Regions from separate parts of the Homo sapiens genome. Here region 1 is linked to region 2. Evidence: chromatin loops called from intact Hi-C (ENCODE). Cell type or tissue: GM12878. All regions are shown on one strand. Each heading gives the region's core, and the rest is flanking DNA. Links, peaks and the distances in the headings are about the cores only.

Evidence for each region. A loop is a pair of places that touch in the nucleus more often than their neighbours do. Peaks named below come from ENCODE experiments on the same cell type or tissue, not always from the same donor. Only the 100,000 strongest peaks of a DNase experiment are listed, where the experiment ranks them.
Region 1: a loop joins it to region 2, with 5 times the contacts of the local background. A loop is called at or near these places in 3 of 110 quality-filtered maps.

Annotation. Positions count from the first base shown.
Region 1 is chr10:48,277,255-48,281,661 of GRCh38, reverse strand. No RefSeq gene overlaps it. Among named protein-coding and RNA genes, the nearest start is that of FRMPD2, 4.8 kb to the right of the region's middle. RefSeq lists an enhancer at 1,989-2,158. In GM12878, for the core only: no CTCF peak of the experiment used is centred there; a DNase peak (open chromatin) is centred at 2,411; H3K27ac peaks cover 3,132 bases.
Region 2 is chr10:48,334,942-48,339,348 of GRCh38, reverse strand. The region is part of intron 1 of MAPK8 (mitogen-activated protein kinase 8); the gene reads right to left. Among named protein-coding and RNA genes, the nearest start is that of MAPK8, 30 kb to the right of the region's middle. In GM12878, for the core only: no CTCF peak of the experiment used is centred there; a DNase peak (open chromatin) is centred at 2,188; H3K4me3 peaks cover 795 bases; H3K27ac peaks cover 813 bases.

The DNA of each region.
Region 1 (4,407 bases), core at 224-4,223, 58 kb after region 2:
AACAGGCAGAGGTTCGAATAGTTTGGAGGGCTCAGAAGAAGACAGCAAAATGTGGGAAAGTTTGGAACTTCTTAGAGACTTGTTGAATGGCTTTGACCAGAAGCCTGATATTGATATGGACAATAAGATCCAGACTGAGGTGGTCTCAGATGGAGATGAGAAACTTTTTGAGAACTGGAGCAAAGGTGACTCTTGTTATGTTTTAGCAAAGAGAATGGCGGCATTCTGCCCCTGCTCTGGTACCCCCCAAATTGGTACCCCATATGCCCCAAATTGGAGGAGATTTTTGGAACTTTGAACTTGAGAGCAATGATTTAGGGTATCTGGTGGAAGAAATTTCTAAGCAGCAAAGCATTCAAGAGGTGACTTGGGTGCTGTTAAAGGCATTCAGTTTTATAAGGGAAGCAGAGCATAAACATTCAAATAATTTGCAGTCTGACAATGTGATAGAAAAGAAAAACCCATTTTCTGAGGAGAAATTGAAGCCGGCTACAGAAATTTGCAAAAGTAACAAGGATGAAGCTGGAAACCATCATTCTCAGCAAACTAACACAGGAACAGAAAACCAAATACTGCATGTTCTCACTCATAAGTGGGAGTTGAACAATGAGAACACATAGACACAGGGAGGGGAATATCACACACCTGGGCATGTTGGAGGGTGGGGGGCAAGGGGAGTAATAGCATTAGGAGAAATACCTAATGCATGCAGGGCTTAAAACCTAGATGATGGGTTGATGAGTGCAGCAAACCACCATGACACATGTATACCTATGTAAAAAACCTGCATGTTCTGCACATGTATCCTAGAACTTAAAGTGTAAAAAATAAAAATAAAAAATTTTTTTCAAGTAACGAGGAGCTGAATGTTAATCACCAAGACAATGAGGAAAATATCTCCAGGGCATGTCAGAGACCTTTGTGACAGTCCCTCTCATCACAGGGCTGGAGGTCTAGGAGGAAAAGGTGTTTTTGTGGGCCAGGCCCAGGGTCCCCGTGCTGTGTGCAGCCTAGGGACTTGGTGCCCTGTGTCCCAGCCACTCCAGCTGTAGCTGAAAGGAGCCAGTGTCAAGCTCAGGCCATGGCTTCAGAGGGTGCAAGCCTCAAGTCTTGGCAGCTTCCACATGGTGTTGAGCCTGCGAGTGCACAAAAGTCAAGAATTGAGGTATGGGAACCTCTGCCTAGATTTCAGAAGATGCTTGGAAATGCCTGGATGCCCAGGCAGAAGTTTGCTGCAGGGGCAGGGCTCTCATGGAGAACCTCTGCTAAGGCAGTGTGGAAGGGGAATGTGGGATCGGAGTCCCCATACAGAGTTCCTACTGGGGCACTGCCTAGTTGAGCTGTGAGAAGAGGGCAACAATCCTCCAGACTCCAGGATGGTAGATCCAATGATAGCTTGCACTGTGTGCATGGAAAAGATGCAGACACTCAACACCAGCCCGTGAAGGCAGCTGGGAGGGAGGCTGTACCCTGCAAAGCCACACCTGCAAAGTCTTGGGGTGGAGCTGCCCAAGACTATGGGAACCTACCTCTTGCATCAGCGTGACCTGGATATGAGACATGGAGTCAAAGGAGATCATTTTGGAGCTTTAAGATTTGACTGCCCCACTGGATTTCAGACTTGTATGGGGCCTGTAGAACCTTTGTTTTGGCCGATTTCTCCCATTTGGAATGGCAGTATTTACACAATGCCTGTACCCCCACTGTATCTAGGAAGTAACTAACTTGTTTTTGATTTTACAGGCTCATAAGTGGAAGAGACTTGCCTTGTCTCAGATGAGACTTTGGGCTGTGGGCTTTTGGGTTAATGCTGAAATGAGTTAAGACTTTGAGGGACTGTTGGGAAGGCATGATTGGCTTTGAAATGTGAGGATGTGAGATTTTGGACGGGCCAGGTTGGGATGATATGGTTTGGCTGTGTCCCCACCCAGATCTCATCTTGAATTCCCACATATTGTCGAAGGGACCCGGTAGGAGGTAATTGAATCATGGGTGCAAGTCTTTCTCATGCTGTTCTCATGATAGTGACTAAGTCTCATGAGATCTGATGGTTTTAAAAAAAGGAATTCCCCTGCACAAGCTCTCTGTCTTTGCTTGCTGCTATTTATGTAAGATGTGACTTGCTCCTCTTTGCCTTCCACCATGATTGTGAGGCTTCCCCAGCCACATGGAACTGTAAGTCCAAGTAAACCTTTCTTTTGTAAATTGCCCAGTCTCAGGTATGTCTTTATCAGCAGCATGAAAATGGATGAATACAGTGTACCTGTAAGGTTGTTTCCCAGTGAGATTAGCCTGTGAGTTGGTGGACTAAGTAAAGGAGACTCCTCTCCCTAATGTAGGTGGGCATCACCCAGTCTGTTGAAGGCTTGAACAGAACACAAAAGCAGAGGAAGTGAGAATTTGCTCTCTCTCTCTCTGGCTGACTGCACTGGGCCATTGGTCTTCTGCTCTTTGACTGGGACTTACCATGTTTCTCAGGCCTTTAGACTCAGAGTGAAACTATCTCATCTGCTTTCCTGGGTCTCCAGCTTGCAGATGGCAGATTGTGAGGTTCTCAGCCACCATAATCACATGAGACAATTCCTTATAAATAAATATCCAATTGGTTCTGTTTCTCTGGAAAACAAAAGGGCACAACTGGCAATCGGATTTATTATTGAATTTCACTTGATTATATACCTCACTTTCCAGAACTCTCTATAAATAGGAGTAAACACAGTTTTTGAAAGTGAAGCAATTAAATTAAAAAATATATAAACTCAAAGATTTCGATCAGCCTAAAACCTCCTTCAGCTGATAAACAACTTCAGCAAAGTTTCAGGATACAAAATCAATGTACAAAAAAATCACTAGCATTCCTATATGCCAACAACAGCCACGCCGAGAGTCAAATCAGAAAGGCAATCCCATTCACAATTGCCATAAAAAGAATAAAATACCTAGGAATACAGCTAACCAGGGAGGTGAAGGATTGCTACAATGAGAATTACAAAACACTACTCAGAGAAATCAGACAAGACACTAACAAATGGAAAAACATCCCATGCTCATGGATAGGAAGAATCAAAGTCATTAAAATGGCCTTACTGCCCAAAGCTATTTACAGATTCAAAGCTATTTCCATCAAACTACCAACAATATTCTTCACAGAACTAGAAGAAAACTATCTTAAAATTCATATGGAACCAAAAAACAGCCTGAGTAGCCAAGGCAATCTGAAGCAAAAAGAACAGAGCTGGAGACATTGAGTTACCCAACTTCAAACTATACTACAGGGCTACAGTAACCTAAACAGCATGATGCTGGTACAAAAACAGGAACATAGACCAATGGAACAGAATGGAAAGCCCAGAAATAAGGCTGTACACTTACAACCATGTGAATCTTCAACAAAGCTGACAAAAACAAGCAATGAGGAAAAGACTCCCTGTTCAATAAATGGTGCTGAGATAACTGGCTAGCCACATGCAGAATATTAAAACTGGACCCCTTCCTTACACCATATACAAAATTAACTCAAGATGGATTAAGGACTTAATGTAAAACCAGAAACTATAAAAACACTGGCAGACAACCTAGGCAATCAATACCATTCAGGACATAGGAACTGGCAAAGATTTCATGACAAAGACACCAAAAGCAATCACAACAAAAGGAAAAATTGACAGTGCGATCTAATTAAACTTAAGAACTTCTGCACAGCAAAAGAAATTATCAACAGAGTAAACAGACAACCTACAGAATGGGAGAAAATATTTGCAAAATATGCATCTGACAAAAGTCTAATATCCAGCATCTATAAGGAACTTAAACAAATTTACGAGAGAAAAACAAACGACCCTATTAAAAAGTGGGCAAAGGACATGAACAGAAACTTCTTAAAAGAAGACATACATGCGGCCAACAAGTGTATGAAAAAAGCTCAACACCATTGATAATGAGAGAAATGCAAATCAAATCCACAATGAGATACCATCTCACACCAGTCAGAATGGCTATTAATAAAATATGTATAAAGAAACAGATGTTGGCAAGGTTGCAAATAACAGGGAACACTTATACACTGTTGGTGGGAATGTAAATTCATTCAACCATTGTGGAAGACAGTGTGGCAATTTCTCAAAGACCTAGAGACAGAAATACCATTTTACCCAGCAATCCCATTACTGGGTATATACCCAAAGGAATATAAATTGTTCTATTATAAAGACACATGGACATTTATGTTCATGGCAGCACTATTCACAATAGCAAAGACATGGCATCAATGTAAATGCCCATCAATGACAAATTGGATAAAGAAAATGTGGTATACATACTCCATGGAATACTATGCAGCCATAAAAAAGAATGAGATCATGTTTTTCATGGGAACATGGATGGAGCTGGAGGCTATTATTCTTAGCA
Region 2 (4,407 bases), core at 155-4,154:
ATAGGGTATCCTTTCTCTATTGCTTATTTTTGTTGACTCAGTTGAAGATCAGTTCATAGCAGGTGTGTGGCTTTATTTCTGGGTTCTCTATTTTGTTCCATTGATGTATGTGTCTATCTTTGTACCAATTCCGTGCTATTTTGGTTACAATAGCCTTGCAGTATAGTCTGAAGTTGGGTAATATGATGCCTCTGGCTTTGTTCCTTTTGCTTAGATCGCTCTACCTATTTAGGCTCTATTGTATTTCCACATGAATATTAGAATTGTCTTTTCTAATTCTGTGAAAAAAAATCACATTGGTAATTTGATAGGAATTATATTGAAGTTGTAGATTGCTTTGGGCAGTATGGTCATTTAACAATGTTGATTCTTTCAATCTACAAGCATGGGACGTTTCTTCCATTTGTTTGTGTCATCTATGAATTCTTTCATCAGTGTTTTACAGTTCTTTGTAGAGATCTTTCCCTTCCTTGGTTAAATGTAATTCTAGATATTGTGTGTGTGTGGTGTGTGTGTTTGTGTGTGTCTATTGTAAATTAGTTCTTAATTTGGCTCTCAGCTTGAATGTTATTGGTGTATAGAAATGCCAGTGATTTTTGTACATTTATTTTGTATCCTCAAACTTTACTGGAGTTGTTTCTCAGGTCCAGGAGTCTTTCGGGGAATCTTTCAGGGTTTTTTTAGGTACAGGATCATGTCATCAACAAGCATATAATTTGACTTCCTCTTTGCCTATTTGGACATCTTTTATTTCTTTTGTCTGATTGCTTTGGCTAGAACTTCTAGTACTATGTTGAAAAGGAATGGTGAGAGTGGACATCCTTGTCTTGTTCTGGTTCTTAGGGGAAATGCTTTCAACTTTTGCTCATTCAGGATGATGTTGGCTGTGGGTATGTCATAAATGACTCTTACTATTTTGAGGTATGTTCCTCTGATGCCTAGGTTGTTGAGGTTTTATCATGGAGAGATGCTGGATTTTACTGCATAAGAATATGGTTTTTGTTTTTTAATTCTGTTTATGTGGTGAATTACATTTATTGATTTGTATATTCTGAACCATCCTTGTATCTAGGAAAAAACCTACCTGATCATGGTGAATTATCTTTTTTATGTGCTGCTAGATTCAGTCTGCTAGTATTTTGTTGAGGATTTTTGCCTCTATCTTCATCAGGGATGCTGGCCTGCATTTCTGTTTTTCTTTTTGTTGTTGTGTCCTTGCTAGATTTTGATATTGGGATGATACTGGTTTCAAAGAATGAGTTAGGGAGGATATCTCTCCACCTTGATTTTTTTGGAATAGTTTCAGTAAGATTGGTATCAGCTCTTCTACCAACATCTAGTAAAATCTGGCTATGAATCCTTTTGGTTCAGGGCTTTTTGTGGTTGGTAGATTTTATTATGTATTCAACGTTATAACTCGTTATTGGTCTGTTCAGGATTTTGATTTCTTCCTGGTTCACTCTTGGAAGGCTGTGTGCTTCCAGATGTTTATCTATTTCCTCTAAATTTTCTAGTTTGTGCACATAAAAATGTCCACAGTAGTCTCTAAGGATCTTTGTATTTCTATGGTATCCACTGTAATGACATCTTTGCCATTTTTGTGCTTATTTGAATCTTCTCTCTTTTCTTGGTTCATCTAGCTGGCAGTCTATCAATTTTGTTTACCCTTTAGAAGGACAAACAGAACTTTCCGTTTTGTTGATTCTGTGTGTAATTTTTTGGTCTCAATTCTGTTTAGTTCTGCACAAATCTTTGTTATTTCTTTTGTTCTGCTAGCTTTCAGGTTGGTTTGTTCTTATTTTGCTAGTTCCTTTAGGGGCAATGTTAGGTTGTTAATTTGAGATCTTTCTTTTGATGTAGGAATTTAGCACTAAAATTTTCCTCTTAACTCTATTTTGCTATATCCTAGAGGTTTTCATATATTGTTTCTATTTTCATTTGTTCCAAAAAAAATTGTATTTCTGCCTTAATTTTGTTTAGCCAAACGTCATTCAGGAGCAAACTGTTTCATTTCCATGTACTTACGTGGCTTTCAGAGTTATTCTTGGTATTGATTTCTAATTTTATTCAACTGTGGTCCAAACAGATGCTTGGTATGATTTCTGCTTTTTTGAATTTATTGAGACTTGCTTTATGACTGAGCATGTGGTCATTTTTAGAGCATGCAAAGATGAGTAAAATGTGTATTCTGTGGTTGTTGGGTAGGGTATTCTGTACGTGTGTATTACGTCCATTTGGTCAAAACTTCAATTTAAGTCGAGAATTTGTTAGTTTTCTGCGGTGATCTGTCCAGTGCTGTCAGTGGGCTGTTGCAGTCCTCCACTATTATTGTGTGGTTGTCTCGTTTTCCTAAGTCTAGTAGTATTTGTTTTATAAATGTGGGTGCTACAACACTGGGTATGGCATATATACCTAGGAGATACAAATCTTGTTGAATTAAATCCTTTGTCATTATATAATGCCCTTGTCTTTTGTTACTGTTGTTGGTTTAATATCTGTGTTATCTGATACAACAATAGCAACACCTTCTCTTTAAAAAACCTATAAAGTGCTGAGAAATAAAAGTTCCATTCCAGAAATGCCTACCTTTTGCCTTTTTCACTGGCATTCTCTTACATGTGTACAGCAGTTTTCCAGGGGCTAAGCAACCCACAGGGTTATCACAATAGGTTATATTATTTTTTCTTTTGAAAAAGTTATTTTTCATAAAATTTTATGTTAACTTTAACTGGGTTATTACTTTGTCAATGAACTGATGAATAAATATTTTTTAGAGTTCTTAGTTTTAATTTCTAATAGAGTAAATTTCAATAGCTATAGCCTATATAAAGCACCTTGAGATATTCAATAATTTTTAACAACACAGACATTCCAAAACTCTTAAAAAGTTTGAGAATTGCTGCTTTTAGAAGTAGGAGCCACATCAAATTATTCCCTCATGATATCACAGGGCCTGTGAGGAACTTTTTTACTGCAAATTTAATTTCCTTAATAAATACGTAGCTGTTTTCTTGTGTAAATCTGGGCAATGAATATTTTTTAAAAGAGTGTTCCATTTCATCTACATTGTTTCTTAGCTTTTGAGTGTTTATAATATTCCTTTATTCTTTTAATATCTGCCATATATGTTGTGATGTCCATCTTTCACTCCACATACTGATAATCTGTGGTTCTTTTTTTTAATACTCATCAGTCAGGGTAGAAATTTAACAATCTTACTATTTCCAAAAATTCTTAATTACATAAATCTTGACCGTCAAATACCTGATACAGATGGAGTTTTCTGCTAGCCCTGTCAGTCCTCAAACCACACTATGACAATGGTGGTATAAAGAAACACATTTGAAAGATCTGCAGGCCTCACTAAATCAGTATTTTCCAAATGACTAATACATGATGTTTCAAACTTATAAATGGGCAAAACACTCATTTAAAACGCAAGATAGACAAATGGATTTTAATATAATAGAATATGAAAAATTTATTAATATAGTTTCAGATTCTCCCTGCAGTTACCTTGTTAAATTCTGGTGTAGCACATATAAAAGAGGAATATCCACATTATCTGTTATGATGAAATGGGAAGTATACATAAGCACTGTTGCTATATACTGAAGTACAGGGGCCATTGCAGGAAAAGCACTTGTGAGACATGTTTTTAAATAATACAATTTTTACTTGAAAGAATGACACACAAACTATGTTATTTGGGCTAGGGTATGTGGAAGACATTTTCTTGAAAATGAACAAAGTGTGCCTATCACTTCAAGAAAAATAAATGACAGTATTTATTGCCAATGAAAAAATTAAAACTATCAAGTGAAAATTAAAATTTTGCAAAATTTGTATCTATCCCTGTGCAGGATCCAATGATTTTGCTGGTGAGATGAGTAGTAAGTAATAAATAATTTTTTGATATTATATAATATGGCAGCTGTCAAACTTTTTGGTTATCACTATTCCTTTATACTTTTTAAACAAAGAACTTTGTTAACAGAAGCTTTTATTTATGTTGATATATCAATATTTAATATATTAAACAGAAGTGAGCACTTAAACTTTTTAAAATTTATTTAAACATAATAAACTTCCACTGCATGATTAACTAGAATTTTGATGGAAAACGACAATTTAAAAAAAAGGAAAACCTGGTGAAAAGAGTGCCATTGTGTGAGAAAACATTTTAAATGATCCATTTTCAAGGCATGCTAAATCTAAGTACTGGCAGTCAACCTGCAGATGTGACAAACCACACAGCTCATGCACCTAGAAAGTCACTATAAGTGATCAGAATGTAGAGGAGGGGTCAGCCCATGAAAGGGAAAAGTTTTGCTATCGGAAAATCGAAACTTAAGTGAGGAAGGGGACTGGGGTATAACCTTATAAGGGGGATAATGAAACTTAGGC